2 separate regions of the Mus musculus genome follow, and region 1 is linked to region 2. Evidence: chromatin loops called from intact Hi-C (ENCODE). Cell type or tissue: heart. All regions are shown on one strand. Each heading gives the region's core, and the rest is flanking DNA. Links, peaks and the distances in the headings are about the cores only.

Region 1 (9,740 bases), core at 3,633-7,632, 61 kb before region 2:
TGCTACACACACCAGTTGTAGCTCACATAATACTCTAGCCAATAGGGTGTGTGTTCTTGTGGCTATAGAGAAAATGCATCTGGGTGACTCAAGTTCACTTACAGTGGTAAGGAAAACAGTGTTGCCTTTGTCCTTCAGAAGATGCTGCCAGAAGCAAACCATGCCCTGGTCCTGGATCCCAGTGGTCCTGCTTCTGCATCGGACCCCAGGACCTGACCGTTTGTCTACTCTCTGAACTTGGAGCAACTCTGATCCTATGAGTCAAAATTAAATGTTGATCAAATAATCTTGATCAGACCTTCTAATCAATACAAAAAAAAAGTAGGAAAGAAATGAGGGAGGAAGGGCAGACAAGGCAGATGGACAGAGTAGGGACCTGGCCATTTGACTTCCCTAAAAATGTCCCATATCTTGTTGGGTAGCATAGCAGACGAGATCTTTAAGACAAGTCTGTTTCTGAAGCAAGCCCTATCTTAATCCCTCCTGCTCGCCATCACCTATTGCCCACATTCCTGATTCTCAAATTTCGGAGCAGCCACCTCCACCTCCGCAAACCACACATGCATCAGATTCTGTCCCAAGAGGTTTGACTCCATTGTCACTCAGCTGAATATAAACACGCAATCCAACACTGAAAAAGACATCACAAGTAAGTCAAGACGACAACACATGCTAGAGAAACTGTTGACTCAGCTTTAATGTTTAAAGACCTAATTTGCCAATCATTGTATTTTAAAGGCATATTTTATGAACAATCAAATGGACCTTTTAGAACGAGAAAGGCAATCATTAAAATTAAAACTATGAATAAATGGAAAATCTGAATAGAATTTAAATGAAATGGGTTATATAGAAGGTATATTGATAGATGTTAACTCTCTACAGGAGGAACAATTACACAAGATTTACAGTGTCAGCCATCCCACCATGAGTGAATTATAGTTACCAAGGCAACATCAGTTATCACAGTTCTTCTGGAGGTGGTGTGTGTGTGTGTGTGTGTGTGTGTGTGTGTGTGTGTATGTGTGTGTGTAAAATAAACAAAATCCTCCATGAGTGAGTGAGTGAGTGAGTGAGTGAGTGAGTGAGAGAAGAGAAGAGGGAGGAAAAGCAGGTGATAAATAGGTAGATAGGTAGATAGGTAGGTAGGTAGGTAGATAGATAGATATATAGACAGACAGATGATACTCCAGTGCAATATACTTGAGCAAACTACTCAATTGCAATATAAATAGACCAAGATACAGGACATGTATATGAGGTGTAAAGAATGGGAAGGGAAGGCCTAGTATATTTTTAATCATTATTTAAAATCATCAGAAGAAGATGGCAACATGGCAAGTTTTTCCAGAGCAGATTATATTTGAGAATAGTAAAACTCCAGGAGCACACAGATTAAAAATACATTATATAAAAACACCCTGCCTTCTATTATCCCCACTACCCTGTCCACACCCTACTTCCTCCCTAAAAGTCCCTTTCTCACATGTGTGTCCTTTTGGTTTTTTTGGTGAGCCACTGAGTTTAGCCAGAGCTCTCTATATATCCATGAGAGTGGAAATATTCAGTGGAGTCCGGTGAACTCAATAGCAGGTATCCAAACTAAAGGCAGTGACTCGAGACTCACTTCTCCCAGTAACCATCCATAGCCAATAATTTCCCATGACTTCACCATGAGCACTCTCCCAATCCATGGCTGACTACCGAATAGCCCTGTCATGTCTAGGTCCAGTACAAGCCACTAACTGTAGCTGCTGTGGGTTCATGATTGCACTGGCTGTGTGAGGCACAGAAGATGGACTCTCATAGCCCTTCTCCCTATCACTGGATTCTTTAATTCCTTCCACCCCCTCCTTCCTTGATTTTCCCTGAGCCTCAGAAGATGGTGAAGTTCATTTCTTGTTTTGTTTTTCTGTTTGAACATCTGGGTCTTGCTGTGTCGACCAAACTGGCACTCTGGTGGCAATCATCCTCCCTCTACCTCCTGGTTGCTTAGAGTACAGATGTTTGCCACCATACCCAGATTGGGACTGAAGTTTATGGTTGTAGAAATGTTTAGCTAAAAACACTGAAAGTTCAGGATCCTGAATCCTCCCTGGGCCTATTCTACTATCTTTCTGTTTTCTACTGGGAGGACTATGTACTCCCTGTGACTCACAGGAAAAGATAAGATTATTTTATCTTAGTCTCCAATAAAAGAAACCAGCAGTCCTTGGAGACATTCCAGGAGTGGAACTGAGGAGTCCAAGACGGGCCTGGACTATCTCATAGTACTTGAAAACAAGGAAATGCTCAAATGTTTATAGGAGAACACATGAAAAGGATACCAGAGGCAAACTTAAAGGAGGTTCCTAGATCTGGGGTGACTTTACTAGCAAGGTCAGCATCACTGTGGATTATGACCCAGCAGCTGTAAGTATAAGTAGCCACATAAATTAACCAGCTGACAATGAAATAGTAGAAGGGAAAGTTCCTAGTCACCAAAGATAATCCGCTTCATAAACTTAGAGAAGAAGTTTGAGAATTGTCATGTAGAACGTATCGAAGTTATTAACAGTGGATATTAAAATGAGGAAGTGAAAGTCGAATAAGAAATGGGATATTCACACTCTCAAAATATGACCCATAAGGTAAGTTTCAAAGAGAGACAAAATAGAAACTTGATAGGGGATAAACCTTGAAGGACGCCATCTTAACCAAATCACCAAAGTCCCTGGTAGTGGTAGGACAGAACACCACACATCTCCTGACACAACCCTGAGAAGGACATATCAAAAATGCAATCATATAACTTGAAATTAGTACTAACTAAATTCCAGCCAAGGCATACTGTACAAAACAGACGATTAGTCCTCTTCCCAAGTGTGAGTGTGGTGAATAGACACCGAGGAATAGCCACAAATTAAACAGGTATAGTATGGGCACTCATACAGGCTCCTGAGTGAAGGCCAGTCAGGACATCAGTTTCCTGAGCATGACCCGGGTGGAGGAGTTCTGCAAGGTGCTTACATTTGAAAAGATGCACAGAAACTCTGTGTTGAGTTTGGAGACCATCAATGGGGCTGAAGTACTCCAAAACGTATGTTTGCTCGCTTGATTGCTTGTTTACAAATCAAGGTTACCACAATTTCCCACAGCCTCTCCATCATCCCTGTCAGGAAGGCCAGTTGTTGACTCACTGCCTCTCCAGATCTGTCCAGAGACCTCAGCACATGGCTTCGGTACATAGCCAAGTCAAGGCTTCAGAGGAAGGAAACCGTTGAGTTTCAATCTGAAACACAAGGTTCCTACTGTGTTGAACGAGTGGGGCAGAGGCTATTAAAAGGCCATCGTTCCCCCGCTCCCACTCCTCCCTCAGTGCTCTGCCCACATCCCAGACTGCTTTTAATCTTACTGGGAGGGTACCTAGGGAGAAAGAAAGAAAAAAAAATAATAATGAATTGCTGTGTTCCTTGGCACATGAATAACAGTTCCTTTCCAGGGATCCAGGAATACAAATGAGGGGTTTTAAATCTTGCTAACTTGTGTGTGTGTGTGTGCATGTGTGTGTGCGTGTGTGTGTGTGTGTGTGTGTGTGTGTGTGTGTGTGTGTGTGTGTGTGGTGTCTCCTCAGGAAAAAGTCTCTTACGAAAACCAGGATAACTAAAGTTATTTTGACATGTGACATAGTATTCTTCCCACAGATCATTCTGCCAGACCAGAGATTCCCCTGCCTAGGCCTCGTGAGTGCTGAGAGTAAAGGCGATTCCACTTTTTATCTGTTGCCTTTTCCCACCCCCTTACCCACCATCCATCCTGCTAAGGGGAGGATGTAGATAGGGTACCACTTGAATCAGGAGGCTACACTAAGTACCACATTCAGAGAGTCCTAGCAGAGGTGATTCATTTCTTCATTGGCACCAATCACAGAGAGAGAAGGGGACCCTCAGAAGTGAAAGTGGGACATTTCCTTGAGCCAGACCCGTGTCAGCCAGTGGCTCATATGAACAGCTCTGCCAGTTGTAAATTCTTGAACTCCAACGTTTGCATGAGTAGTTATTCGCTGCTCAGAGTCCCAGAGAGCCACACCCTGGGGCTGGCGCCTAACCACCATCCTAACTCTCTGCCGAGCCACTTTAAAAAGCATGTGAATACTACCCTGTTGGAGCTAGTGTTTCTGTCTCAGGACCGAGTTCCATGTACAATGTATTTCATTGAGCTCCCGTGCCACACTGCAGCATGTACCATGTTAAGGGGATAAATGTATGGATTGCAGAGTAAAAGGGCTAGTAAAGCAGGAAGCGGTCAAACTGTCAACTGCCACTTTAGAAGGAAGATACCAACTTTTAAAAATCTATTAACACAAAAGAAATGATTATTCCTGAATGAAATGTTTTAGGGGCCAGTGAGAAGGGGGGGAGGGGGAAAGAGCCAAGATGATTGTTTTGTTTTGTTTCATTTTGTTTCATTTGGTTTTGTTTGTTCACAGCTGGGGGAATGAGGAAATGCTTTTTGTAGTAAACTCTGGAAAAAGGAGCTTGACTGGCAAGACGCATTCAGCACGGTCCAAGCTATCTCACAGGATGTGACTGGGTTTAGCGTTGTAAGACAGCTCTGTAGTTTTATTCTGGCCAAATGTCTGTATGATTCTCAGGCAGTTCCCTCCCCTGTCACCTTCCAGCCTTGCTTCTAACAGGGAGTCTCTCTCACTTTGATTCACGGTTTCTCACAAGCAGCTCCAGACTGCCTTTATAAGATAACACAAGTCTTGGGAGTGAGAACGGAGTTGAACCATCTGCAGTTCTTTCTTTGCTATAAAAATAAATAAATAAATAAATAAATAAATAAATAAATAAATAAGAATTTCCACACTCATATCCTTGTTGGGTCCCTCATCCCAACCCAACCCCAACACATACTGCGGAAATGGTGAAAGAGACCCCAGACAGAGCAGTGGGGGTCGAACTCAGGGCGCATGATTCACTGCCTACTGCTTTCATCCACAGTCAATTTTCTAGACAAGCCTGGCCTCCTGTCACTCCCATTAATCACGGGGCCCAAGCAGAGTCCAGCAGGGTGCCCCTTGTACGGCTCAGACAGGGTCTGGGGCATCACAAGATTCCCATTAAAAGCGAGATAGGGGTCTTGACTTCTCATTCATTCCCACAATGCACTTCATCAGCATCCCGCTACACACTCCTCCTGTGAGCAACTGGCGCTGCTGGGTGTTGATGTTGGTTTTGGCTTGCTTCCTCCTAGAGCAGCCAGCCGTTGTGTAAGCAAGTCTGTCTGAATCGCTCTGGGGCTAACTGCCTTCTTAGAAGTCCTCCTGCTGCTCATTATTTAGCCAGCAAGCCATTACTATTATTAGCTTTGAATTCTTCCTTCTCCACTTTCTGTTCACTAAAATACTGAAGTGTGGACAATCATCGCCCAACCAATTGTTAAATGCCTCTCCCTGCCCCCCCCACCTTTTCTATTATTTGGGTTGACATTCAAAACAAGTACAAAACTCAGGAACTTTAAAGAGGGGTTTGGGATGGAGAGTCAGTAACTAGATTCCTTCTCGTGCTCTTTCAGTAACTTCTAGTGTACGTGCCATCTTCATTTTGTATGCACCATACAGTCTATTCAGAAAAATTTAAAGAGAAAATAAAAAAAGAACAGCATTAGGTAGTTCTTGGCAGTCAGTCAAAGACAGCATTGCAGGGAAGGTATTTAAGTCTTTTAAGTGAAGCTATTTGTATATCAGCAACTGCATTTTTCATGACCAGGGAGAGCTATTTGCACAGTCTTTCACGGAAATATTTCTAGACAGTTTCTGTGGCTTTCCTCCCTGAGCTCATGTATTTGCTTCTGCTTCAGAACAGGACAATTTAATGAGCAGTTTTACAGCCCAACCTGCACCCTGCACACTCTACGGGGCTACATGCCTGCCGCATATAACCTTTGCCCTATTTGCCATTAAAGAACAAGACTTTCCTATAACCAACTTTATACTATGATGGGGGTGGGGCACGCAACTGATACTTCAGTCCACCCTACAGCCCATAGACATCAATGTTTTAAAAACTTTATACTTAAAAAAAAATAGGGTACATATTAGCATTACCATAGTCAGCCCCCTTCTTTTGTAAGGTGTTTATGTCATCTTTCATCCTTTGACCTAGAGCAAAAGGACCACGTGCTTCAGAGCAAATAACTCATTTGGCCTCATTTCTAGTCCAGGGAGGCATGTTCAAAGATAAACCCCAAATTATTTCAGAAATAAAAACAACAACAAAAATAAAAAATAAGAGACATCATTTTCTGTCTCCAGTCTTACTAATGATTGTCAGCCCTGGAAAATCCTCTTTGTTTTCGTTTTAAGACATAGGGTTCTGCATATTCTCAAATGAAATAAGTATCTAATTGTAAACAAAAAAAATACCTAAATTTGCCTTATTTTCCCCATGGGTTCTGCTTTTGGTGTTCTGTTGTTTTTCTTGCTATCTGCTAAACATTTGAGCTCTCCCTTTCTTTTGAGCTGTGGAGCCCCAAACAGGAAGCAGGGACCCCTGGCCGGGTCTGGGCAGGAGAACAACCAAGCCATTGTGCAGAGGAACACCACCTCCCTCCTGGCCCTGCAATGCCGGCCTCTGCCCGCCTGTTTTAACTACGCTATGGATTTAAGGTAGTCTGCAGTACCTCAGACACCTGGCTCGCTTTCTGCCCTACTTACTTCAGCCAATCTGTCCTCATCTCATAATTCTGTTTACTTTCTCTTCTTAAGGACAAGGAGGGTACTCTTTAAAACAGAGTGAAGTAAGTTCAGGGCAAATGAAAGGAAATGTACTTCATACAGGCAGGTTATAAACTTGCGGAACTCATTAGTTTCAAAAGGTGGGACTGGCAGGAAGCGTAAAGGAATTCAAAAACATTTTAGCCAGATTTATGAAAAAGAGCCATAAATGGCTACTAAGAATACCAGGGCTGTGACCAGCTTTTACAACTGAAATCCCACAGCTGCCTCAGCCCTCCCATGGCCATCTCTGGAGATCTACTGGAATGGCTGAACTCCCATGCAGCCCAAAGTGGGGTTTCCTAAGCACCCTGTGTCTTCTTAGTACTTGTTCTCAGTCTCACTGGATCTTAGAGAGATGAACACCCTACACACCAAACACGTACACACACACACACACACACACACACACACACACTGTTCTGAAGAAGGCAACTTTCTTTTTAGAGGAAAGCTTGGTGAATTTTCCTTCTCTGTTCAGTCATCTACCTACCACAGTGCCAGGCTGACTGTCTGGGAACGGTGACGCCTGCACAGTGGAAACTAGCTGAGATCACACTTGGATCTTAAACCATACATACTAACTTTCTTATGTTAACTCAGACCCTTCTTTGTCCTGGGGATTTTTTTTTTCCTCTTTGGCCCAAGATCATAAAAAGCCATTTTTATTCCACCCTATACAACCTCTCCAGTAGAACCTCCCGTCACTTAAACTCTTCCCAGGCTGTCTCCTTACTGCCGGGGTTCTCAAACTGGAACACTTTTTAAAACTGCAGATGCTCCAAGTTTCCTCCAGGCCAGTTAGCACAGCCTCTGTCCATAGAGCTCCAGGATCCTGTTTTCTTCAAAATCGTCTGGGTGATTCTCCCCAAAGGAAAGTTGAGGTCCTAGTCTGACAGGTTGTGGCCAAGGTATGACGCAAAGATCACACCATGCAACAGATATCACGCAAAAGATTCTTACGGACCCATTCCAAATTCGTGCCTGAAGAACATTCACTGGCTTCTGTAGATATATTCTGTATATATATTCTGTAGGCCTAAATTCTATATTCTGTGACCTGCTCCATATAGGACCTTCAATCATATCAGTTGCTTAGTTCCCTTCCAAGAAGGCATGGCACCTACTAGGAAGAATTGAAGCCAAGCAGAAGAATAGTATCAGATAGCTTATAACCACTTCCACTGCACATTCGTTTTCTTTTCTCAGCCCTCTCACGTGAGATTCACACATGTTGTACAGGTACCACTAAGCAGCTCCTGTGTTGTGTTTTGATTTGTTTTTAAGTTAAGGTCTTAGTCTAATCTTGAACTTGCTTTCAATTATCTTGTGACAACTCTCATTATATATACATACACACACACACACACATATATATACATATATACACATATATGTATACACACACACACATACACATTATATATATATATATATATATATATATATATATATATATATATACATACATACATACATATATGCCTGGTCCCACTATGCAATCCTATATACCATTCTCTTCTGATTCCTCCTTTAGGTCTTTATGAAGAAAAATGTTACTTCTACATAAATATGATTGAATACCGTCACTATTTGAATATGTCTTCCAAAAGTTTATATATTGAATATTTCATCTCCAAATTTAAATGTTAACAGTATTGAAGGGTAGAGTTTTTAGGAGATCATTAAGTCTAGATATATTTGTGGCCCTTGATGGCACTAGTGACCTTATTCTTATTTTAAAGATAGAGAACTGGGCTAGTACACTTCCTCTGCCACATCATGAGTTGACCTCTGCCATGTACTGGTGTATCAAGAAGGCCCCCACCAGACACTAGGTGCATGCTTTTGAACTGCCCAGCCTCCAGAACCTTGAACTATGCAGCCCTCTATAAATGGCCCAGACTGTGGTACTCAGTTTCAGGAACAAAGAATGGGCTAAGTCAAGGACTGTGTGAAATGTGTCAAAACATAATCAAAGGGACCCACTAGAAAGTTAATGACAAGAAAAGAAGATAACTTCCTAATGACAAAAGGAATTGAACATGCTGAGCATGAAGAAAGGAGAGAGAGAGATCAATTCTGGCTTGTCTTACTAGAAAAGTCAGTCACATTGGCCAGATCTTGAATAATGGAAGGATTTTAGTAACTATGAGACATCAGGTCATTTAGATTTAAAGGACAAGCATGGCCCAAAGCGACAGGTTGTGTTGCATCTAGTTTGACTGGGAATAGACAGTGTCCTGATATGATTGGAAAGGAGCGTGGGAAGCAAAGTCTTGTATCTCCCTCTTCCTAAGCAGCACGCCAACACTTGCAAGCTTTTTATACCGCATCGGATGTCTTTACTCTTTTGTCTAATGTAGCCTCTTTGAACTTCATAAGGTATATATTCCTCACCTAAAAGAAAGAGTCTTGACCCTAGTATCATGGTATCTGCATGTCCCATGGCAACCAAACCAAGTCTCACCGATCTTCTTGATAATAGCCTCCTCATCTGCTTCCTGAAACTTCTAGAGTTTCCTCTAGAGCTCTCTCCTCTCTTGGAGAACCAGTTACACCCAGTCACACTCCTTAGAGAACCAGATACACCCAGTCACACTCCTTGGCGCTCTTTACTTGCTGACCTCACGGTATGTTGCTCTTCATCTGTTGATAATCTCCTCCCAAAATATAGATGGCAAAACCTGTGCTCCGTCCCCTCCTTTAGTCTTCCAGGAAGCCTACAGCATGTAAAATGTTGACCACACAGCAAAGATTAGCTGGAATAAAATCCAATGTTCAATAAACTGGTTTATACCAAGATAGACTTTACAACAGAAACTTCTGTTTACACCATTTCTGTGAGGTCACCAGGGTCCATTATTTTTTTTTGCTCTACAACATTTGTGGAAGGGTACATTGAAAGATAACCAAAGGAAACACAATATCAGTGGAGTGATGAAATAGTATGTAATCAATTAAGACAAATCATTCTGTC
Region 2 (9,740 bases), core at 2,816-6,815:
CATTTGATAATTATGTGTGTGTGTATGTGTGTATGTATGTGTAGCATCTGTGTGTGAACTCTCAGAGGCCAGAGGACATCCTAATATCCCGTCCTATCACTCTCCACCTTATTCCTTTCAGTCAGAGTTTCTCACTGAACTTGGAGCTAGGCTGGTGGCCAACAAGGCTGGAGGCTCCTCCTCTCTCTGCTCTACACGGCACTGAAGTTCCACACAAGCATGTGACCATACTCGGCTCTTTACATGGGTGCTGAGATAGGACCTCATGTTCTCGTGTTCCTACAGCAAATACTGTTGGACACTGAACCATCTTTCCAGTCCCATGAATTTTACAGTATCCTTTACTAGATAAATCCTTACACCTGCAGGCACAATAAATAGTCCACGGTTAATTTATAACCCTTTGCAAAGCCAAGTGTTGCCAGTGCAAGCAAGCTTTTGCTTCTAACTTTCTTCAAGTCCTTGGTATTTTTTTCACTTTGTCCAAAATTGAAATGCACACTTACTTTTACCTGATATCTACGTAATTTGGACATTGGAATTGGAATTGGAATTGACCTAGTGAACGAGAAGAAAGTAAAATTCCAACTGTATCAAAATGAAATGGCCTGAGTCTCCTGAAGTGTGTTCTCTTATTTTATAGACAGAAGAAAAAAGCAGGGAGTCTGTGGTGGAAAGAGAAGAAGCTGGAATAAAAGCAAATGCTATGATGATACACTGGCCTGTGGTTACTGCATATGGTTTTCATTTCCTTCATAATATACTCTCCCTCAACCATCTCTAGCTTTCTGTCCTCACAGCTCCCTTCATCCTCCATGTGTGACAGAGGAGGAAAGGTATTACAGTCTTCAAGATCGACTATAATTCAGGATGGACAAAAGGACAGTCTTCAAGATCAACTATAACTCAGGATAGTCAAGAGGAGTCAGAGATTCTTTTAAAAACCACACTATTCCTTGCATAGTCATCTCATTATGTATTAGATGTTGCTGGGATTTATAATAGTATCTTAGTCAGCAGGAGCACCAGAGAAGCAATAGAATAAGAAGCAGCTTGCAAAATAACCAAATAAGCAGTTATCACATATTGTTATGATAAGAGAAAAGGTTTGGTCATCTTCCTAGGGAAAAAGTATTAATGATTCAAGTGCTGATGCAGCTAGCTGAGCTCTTGACCAGCATTAATCCATTTGTTCCAACCTTGACCTAATGTTCTAGAAGGTAGCAATTGTGACTTCGGACAAAGGAACAATGGGATGCATTCCAGCCAATCAAAACCCAAAGTTCTCATTCCTAATGCATGCTGCAAGATTCTAAGTCATTCAAGTGCCTGTTGGAGACAGGCATCCTGGTGTTGAAAGTATGGAGGGGTCTCCCACCTGCTTTGGTGCCTAACCAAGAGGTACTGTAGCAGTCTCCCCTTGACAGCACAAAGAGGTATCTGTGTTCTCCAGTTCCCAGCTCAAAAAACTGAGAACACCTGAGAGATGGAAAAAAGAGAGCTAAAGGTAGGAAAAATTAGAACTTCTAATAGCAATAGTTCTTCTGGAGTTTCACCACTAAATAAATGTATGTCAACCTCTGGAAACATATATGCAAACACAAAAAGGATTTCAGTCCAAGCTTGGGTGAACCCATTGCTCTGGGCCTGAGTTGAGGCAGGATAGCATTAAACTATGCTAAGGCTTGTTAATGTGTCTATACTGTTAATAGTATGTAGGTGTTTCATAAGATACACTTCCTCAGCTAACTCATTAATTCTTTATTCCAACTTTCATCTTCCAATGTGGAGGCCAGGAGGCAAAGAGAAGGAACAGGTAGCAGCATATGTCTTTCCATGGCATGTCCCACGATTCCCTCCCTCCTACTATTCATCGCCTTCTAATAAGGCCATCAATTATGAACCTATCAAGGATTAGCTCAAGGTCCAATTACTTCTTCAGATTCCAGCTGACATCCAGGCATGGGATCCCCACATGAGCCTGCAGGGACACTTCTTGTTCAAACCATAACAAAGACTAGGAGGAAAACACTGCTATGTGTGTACAGACTAGGACATTTTAATGAGTGTTATAGACCCCAAGGCTCACTCCTTCTTTTCATGGCCTGAAAATAATATTGTCCTTGCCAATATGTATCTTATAACTCAACAAATAAGGATGATAGAAATAAGGATGGATGCTTGCCCAACTATAAATCCAGTTTTTAGATGAACCACACAGGGAGTTAAGATTGCTAAAAAACAGAGGCTAGGAGAGATGCTGTGTAAACATGACCACCATACTTCCAGTCCTCACAACCCAGGTAAAAAAAAAAAAGGCCAGAATCCCAGCACGAAGGAACCAGCAACAGCAATACCTCTGGATCTTGCAGGCCAGCCAGGCCAGCCAACGAGTAATCTCTAGATCGGTGAGAACCCTGCTTTAAAAGAAGGTGAGAGCCAAAAAGTGGTGGTGGCACATACCTTTAATCCCAGTGCTCAGGAAGCAGAGGAGGAGAATCTCTGAGTTCCAGGCCAGCCTGGTCTACAGAAAACCAAAACCAAAAATAAAATAAAAATGTGTGAGAGAGAAAAAGACAGCCAACATTGAGCCTTGGCCTCATACACGTGCAGCACACACACACACAGATGACTGAAAAGCAAACCAATTCTGCACTCCCTGTATTTTAACTGGAGTCTCTGTGTGGGGAAACCACCATGAACTTAGACCATTGCCCCATGAAATGCACCCAGCACCGGAAGGGCACAACCAGCTGCCTTCACACCATCCAATACACCTGCTGTTCTCACAGATGCTGAAGCCTAACACTGGAAGCCTCTGTTATGTTTCAATATCATCAATACCTTAAGATCAAACAAAAGCTAAGGCAATCAACAGGTGGCCGGCTACTGTTGGGGTAAAACCCCGCGCTGCCACTTCCATACTGTTTTTAATCAGGTTTCAGGGTACTTTAGAACAGATGCAGTTTTCAGACTCCAATAGCAACTTCAATGAAACTCATGCCTGTCAGCCATGAACAAATGCAAGGAAGTCATCATTGAGCCTTTGAAATGTGAAAGACAGACACCAAGAAGACGCCGAGGAGGGTCTGCCCCCGCACGTTTTTTTAAAAGTACCATTTTGAACTGCTGTACACTGCTGAAAGCTAATCTTTCAGGCTCTCGGGCTCAGTATTTTCTCCTGCCTGAACACCGTAGAAAGCAAGAGAGAGCAAGTTCGAGCCAAGAGACAGTTTCTTCGGTCTGCCTTTTTTTTTTTTTTTTTCTCTTTTAAACATAAAAAGAGTATTTTCAGCTATGTACACAAAGGCTGCCTGAAGCCTCAAGGATCTGTTTATTTGGTAATTTTAAAAAGAGTGGGAGGCCCACAGAGTTCTCACTCACCAGTCCAAATGTAACTTGGGCCCAGCACGAGGCCACAGGCCATCCCAGGGTGGCGAGCAGTTAGCCAGCAAGCTTGGGAAAGCAGAAACAGCTTTTAAGTGGCCCCAAGAGACTATGTCTTTTTCAGCACTGGGGAAATCAGGACTAGTATGGACAAAGAAAACCTCGGGGCAGAAAACCCCAGGCTGCTCCTGGATGCTCCGTGAAGCAAGGTGCCCACTGCTTTTCTAAGGCCCATCCTTTCTTACCTCTCCATGGGGAGGGAGGGGGGGAGAGGTTGGGAGTTGGGGGAGAAAGAGCCGAGCCAGGCCTGGGAAGGGCGCTGTGCACATGCTAGGCAGTTGGGAAACCGCTGCTTCGTGGCTTTAACTTTCGGCAATCCTCGGTTCACACACAAATACACGTGGGAGGAAAGAGGCGCTCTCATTTGATTGGTAACTGCTGCCGTTTCCCAAAGGAAACCAACATTGATGACACCTGAGATTTGAGGACCGAAAAAGAAGCCAAAAACCCTGGCCCGGCCTAAACATATCCCAGCAGACCTTCTTCTGCGGGTTCCAATGTGCCACTCCCTGCCCGCCCAGCTTGCCTACGCCCTCCCTATGGTAGAAGGAATGTGTTTCCCAGTCAGTCTTTAGCCCTTGAAGCAACTCAGCTGTCAGAAAGGCAGAGCGTTGGCCGAACCTGTCAACCCTGCCACAGAAAATTGCCTGCCTCCATTCTGCTCCTCTGTCTACTAAACTGTAAGCTGGAAACAACCTCCCTGACAGGGCTGCTATGAGAATAAAATAATGTATACTCCTGCTGATGCAAGCATCATGACTGGAACACACAACACACCGTGTGCCTCTAAGATGTGGATATTGTTCTCAATCAAGCCCCCGTTTACTATTTGCTTCCTGCATTTACGGAGACCTCAGATGTACTTGATTCACAAGTCAGGAAGCATTTCAACCCACAAATACTATTGCAAAAAGGAATAACTGTAACTTCCACAAGAGGGCACTGTGCCCCAAGCCTACTTGAAGGATTTGAAATACTCATAACTGTGTGACTGATGCCCTCTGCTGACCTGTTTACTTTTCTTGTCCTTGGGCCTTTCTTTGGCTTGGAAGGTGTAAATGATGTCTTCATGTGCGTCCTCACGCACTCTCAGCGTGGACTTTGAAACCCAGAGCTGCCCAAAAGCTTTCTGAGAAGTCCACAGTACTTACGGACTCATCCAAAGCAGCAGACACAAGCACACTTTCTGCAGGGAGTCCTCATGCCGCTACAGACACACCTGTGTCTAGCTCTCTGCTTGGGGTAACAGCCCAGGATTAGCAGTCTTTTGTCATCCCTGCAGCCCTGCCCCTCCCTGATCCTCTCCACCCAAACGCCAAAGCTGACACCTTAGTTTTTCATGGCTGGAAGGAAAAAAAAAAAAAAAATTCCCTATGATGATCAGGCTGAAGGAGGAACAACTTCCCCTGAACTCGGTTTCAGAGGGTGCAGCCGGAGGCTGGTTGGCTCTTTGGGGTGAAGCAGTGCGCCATGGCAGGGAGCCCATGGAGAAACAACACTGCTCATTTCAAGTCGCTGGGAAACAAAGAGCAGCAGGCCCAGGCCTTCAAAGGCAGACTCTCAGAGACTCCACTTCCTTCCACACCTTTAGTTCCCCAAAGGTTCTAGCACTGCCCTAAAAGATCAGGCATGTGAGTCTTTGACTGACAGGTAAGATCCAAACTATACCAGCTACCAACTCTATCTGGGCAAATAGACAAAACTGCTTCCTCCTCCTCCTCCTCCTCTTCCTCCTCCTCCTCCTCCTCTTCCTCCTCCTCCTCTCTTCCCTCCCTCCTTCTCCTCCCCTCCCTCCCCTTTTTCCTCCTCTCCTCCCTCCTCCCTCTTCTTCCTCCTCCTCCCCTTCCTCCTCCCCTCCCTTCTCTTCCTCCTCCCCCTCCTCCCTCCTCCCCTCTCCTCCCTCCTACCTCTTCTTCCTCCTCCCCTCCCTCCTCCCTCCCTCCTCTTCTCCCTCCTCCTCCCCTCCTCCTCCTCTTCCTCCTATCTTTGCTCTCACACCACCCCTCTCCAACCTTCCCTTTAATGTAGAACAAATGACAAGCAGAGCTCAAGGAGAGAAGCAAAATAGCAGAAGGGCAGTGGCTTTTTATGTAAACAAATATTTGACAGGTTGAGACATAATTAACAATACTATTGAACTTTTTTCCCCTGGTGTTTCCTCCCGAAAACAATATTTACTTTAGAAATCTGAGTTGTTAATATACTGCCCACACCATTTCTGTGTGCTCTAAAGTTGAGACTGGCTAGAGAACTGAATTGAAGTGACAAACAGTGGTCTCAGCAACTGCTGGAGCACGTCAGATGAATCTTTTCCTCTTTGTGAATTCTGACCAGTCACAAGCCAATGAGGCATAGGCGAGTCTTATCATCCAAGTAGCAACTTAGGTAAGGGCTCAGAATTTCTCAGTATTGAAAAATAAAATGTGACTTTTGGTTTCATTCTCCCTACACATTTTTAGAATCCATTTACATTGCTGGCCTATTAGATTTTTTTTCCCCGGAAAAAATGCAAAAATTCCAGGAAAATTATATTTTCATATGGTCCAGACTTAGCCTGGTGCTGCTTCGGCATTTTGTCTTCTGTAAGACATAATCTAACGAACACGTGGACAGTTGCTTTTACCCTCTGACTTTTTTTTTCAGAGTTTGAGAAAGGTTTGCTAATTCCCCTACTAGTGAACTCTATAGTAATGTAGACCTTTAGTAATATATAGGCCATGGTCACATGTCCTGAATGTTCCTTCTGGACTGAGTTCCAGTGTCTACTCCAATTTTTAGAAGGCTGCTTCCTGTCCCTTTGATTTCTATCATTTGGGTTATTCAATTTGTCATTCTGTCACCTATTTTTAATTCCTCTATTGCCTAGTTGTGAGGCAACTAAACTGAAAAAAAAAAACCACAACCAAACAAAAAATAATAGCAAATACAACACCCTGCTCTCTTCTGCTTAGACTTTCGAGGCAGCAGGCTCTGAGCAGTGTGTGGGGCTCACCCTCTGCACAAATGTAAACCTACCCCATTAGGATTATCTGTTCCACTCCCTGCACGCATTAGTTAATTCATGTGGAGTTAATAAACACACAAGTCCACTCATGCTAGAATAACTGCAGCTTTCCTGTTTTCCTACTTCCTCTTCTTTTCTCTACATCAGTGGTCCTCGGCCCTCCTGACGCTGCCACTCTTTAATACACTTCCTCCTCTGTTTGTGGTGAGCCCCCAACCATAAATTTGTGTGCCGCTACTTCATAACTGTAACCTTTGCTACTGTTTGTGAATGGGAATGTAAATATCTGATATGCAGCATTCCTGATGTGTGACCCCTGTGAAAAGGTCATTCGGCACCGAAGGGGTCATGGCCTACAGGTTGAGAACCGCTGCTCTACATGGGGTTAGCAAATTCCCTGGAAATCACTATCAAACCCGTTTGTTCCCCTGCCTACTGCCAGACTCTCCATCCAGACCCTCACTTTTCTCCAGAATTGCCACAGGCACTCTCCATGCTCAGCCTCAAAACTGCTGCCAGTCTTTAGACTTCACTTGTATATAAGGCTCTGTAATACTAACATACAGTGGCTTAGCTTATCTCTTTAAAGTCCCTGAGATTGCCATTAAGGGCAGGATCCTGTACTACAAAGCACTCAGCTCTCTGAGACCTATAATCCCCTTACCCCAAGCTTCTGTTCATCACCAGGATGCTTTAGGTCCCTGTGGACCGAACAATGGATCCACTCTGGATCCTGCTTGTGGTACTTTCTCTCCTTCAGCCCCCTTAGTATCCAAACACACTGCTGTATCTTCCCCCTCAAACTCAAGAGCATCTTACAACTCCCCATCCCCCACCACTTCCACACTGACCTTCTAGAACCACAAATACGATTGAGTACTGGGTGACTCCAGACAAAAGTGATAGAAAAGAGCTGGAGATGACAGCAGTCATAGTCATTTGCCCCACAACTCTTACGAGTGGCTCAACCTTTTGGAAAATTCTGCTCACTGGCAATGAGTTTCCTAAAGTCGACAACTGGAAACCCATTCAGATAAGGCAATGTATTAAACCGTGAAAAAATAAAAACAAACCCCACAGCTTTTCTTTTCTTTTTTTTTTTTTTTACAATACCTTTTTACATCCAACTGCCATCCGTTGATGTGAACGATGAATAATTCGTGCCAATTTGGAGACACAATGTGTACAATCCATCACAGGCAATGCCTGGATGCTTTGGGCTCCATGGGGCAGTTCTTTGTCTTTTCCCCCCCAAACCAAGTGCCCGTGGGTTTGAGAAAGCAGGGTAAGTGATCTTGGGGGACAATAACCCACTTTTTTTTTAATCATGAAACAATCTTCATCAATAACAGTAAACATAAAAAAATGGCATTAGTTGAAATTCCTCGTCAAGATTTTTATGAGAAACCAGAAAAATAAAAAGGATTACTTCACAGTATAGTAATATGCTATACTACTACCCGCTTGTTAGTTCTAATTTGAGACTACTTACAACAAGCAGAGGGCAAGTACCACTTGCACAGATGGAAGCAGCCACTGGAGAAAGTACCTCATTCATTTTGTGCCTTTGCCCTCTTCAAATTTAACCTACATTCCAACTGTTATGACACCTCCAATGTCCCTTATCCAATACCAAAAACATTTTTAATTTTTTCCCTCAGATTTTGAAATTTTTACATAGAGATAGCTTGAGAACAGGACCCATCTAAACATAAGACTTAATTACTTCATATACAACTTATATACCATATTAAGACAGTTTTATACTTCTTAAATAGTTTTGCACAGATTTCATGGAATAGAATGTAGAATTTTCACAGGGCATAGCATTGGTGCTCAAAACCTTTCAGAGCAGATCCTGGAGCATTTCAGATTTCAGAATTTTGCATTTGAGGTGCTCAGCACTAACATCGAGCTTCGGGTTGGGCTCTCTTCAAGACGCTTCACACAGCTTATCTATTGCAACAATTCTTCAATATTAAAGGTGAAAGCTGAGAACTGAACGGTTAGGTAATTCCAGACTTCACAATTTGTCCCATCTTTAGACAAGATGGATTGCTCATCACCAGCAGCAGGGTCCAATTACTTGATCAACAGAGCCGAACTCAGTGACTCAAGCTCCCACTCTTTCGTTCCTCCCCCAGATCTCTGTGACTAAATCCCATCACGTTCCCATCATTGTGCTTTGACTATCATATGTAGTCACATCTTGCCTGCAAATGTTTTTGTAATCTGAATTAAATTTGAGACAGTTCACAAAGTATATTCATATTACGAATCAGAATCACAGTTACTGCAATATTTACTTTCTCTGAGCCACAGGTATGACTCCCAAACTGAGTAGAAACAACACTTTTGGAGCGGTAACAGCTGCCCTCACTGGGCACACTTGCTTGGTCCATAGTTTTCCATTCTCACTAGTATTACCTATCTGTTTCTCAAAGGCTTTCACCTGCTATCCTCCACGAGTAAATTAAATGTCACCTCTGGTTTCCTAACTGCCTGAGATGAACTCACCCTCCAGCCTCTTTCATATCGCTAACGTTTTGTTTCTATGGCATGTAGCTCTCCTTGAGTGACCACTTCTGTGGTATTGGACAACAAACTGGATGCCACCATCAGGGATTCTCAAATTTGGGCTCTAGATATATAAAGGTGTCCCTTAGTATACACAGAAAAGGCTAAACAACTGATTACACTTTTACACACACACACACACCTTCATACTACTTTTGTCTTATGCTCTCATAAAAATGAGACAGGGCCAGTGTGATGGCTCAGCTGGTAAAGGCCTGTTGCCAGGGCCTGAATTTGATGCGTGGGACATACATACTGGAAATAGACAAACCCCCTCTCTTATACACACATAAATAAGGGTTTCCTTGTTTTGTTTTTTTTAAAATACTAGACAATGCAATGGATATTACTTTTTTAATAAGCAGAACCCACATTACATCATTTGTTACAGGGAATAAAGGACAATAATTCATAACAGCACCAGAAAGCTTTTTCAGTCACAAAATAACTGAAGGACAAGCACCCTCCCCTAAGCCCTTGGTTAAATGCTTTCTTCTGATCTCAGCTCTACCATCTAGATCAGTCGGCTGCTTCAAGAGTGGACCCCTGCCTTTAAATGTTGCACCGGTTAGGCTCGAAGTCTTTCCGCTGGTCTTAATAATGAAATGAAGGTCCCTAGATTAGCTAAGGAACCTAGACAAGTCTTCCTTGATTTCAGCTTCATCCCAAGGCCCGTGAATATTTTCCTTAAAAAGCTGCAGATGAATGAGGT

Evidence for each region. A loop is a pair of places that touch in the nucleus more often than their neighbours do. Peaks named below come from ENCODE experiments on the same cell type or tissue, not always from the same donor. Only the 100,000 strongest peaks of a DNase experiment are listed, where the experiment ranks them.
Region 1: a loop joins it to region 2, with 2.1 times the contacts of the local background. A loop is called at or near these places in 1 of 42 quality-filtered maps.

The regions. Positions count from the first base shown.
Region 1 is chr1:162,033,535-162,043,274 of GRCm38, reverse strand. The region is part of intron 17 of Dnm3 (dynamin 3); the gene reads left to right. Among named protein-coding and RNA genes, the nearest start is that of 2810442N19Rik, 33 kb to the right of the region's middle. In heart, for the core only: no CTCF peak of the experiment used is centred there; DNase peaks (open chromatin) are centred at 4,064 and 5,194; H3K27ac peaks cover 3,581 bases.
Region 2 is chr1:161,971,253-161,980,992 of GRCm38, reverse strand. 4930558K02Rik (RIKEN cDNA 4930558K02 gene) reads left to right here and starts at 1,357. Exons shown (of 7, transcript NM_001204904.1): 1 at 1,357-1,507. The coding sequence starts at 1,487. Pigc (phosphatidylinositol glycan anchor biosynthesis, class C) reads right to left here. Exons shown (of 2, transcript NM_001039045.1): 2 at 7,558-9,740. The coding sequence ends at 9,649. In heart, for the core only: a CTCF peak has its summit at 4,395 (motif pointing right); DNase peaks (open chromatin) are centred at 3,472, 3,982 and 4,452; H3K27ac peaks cover 1,315 bases.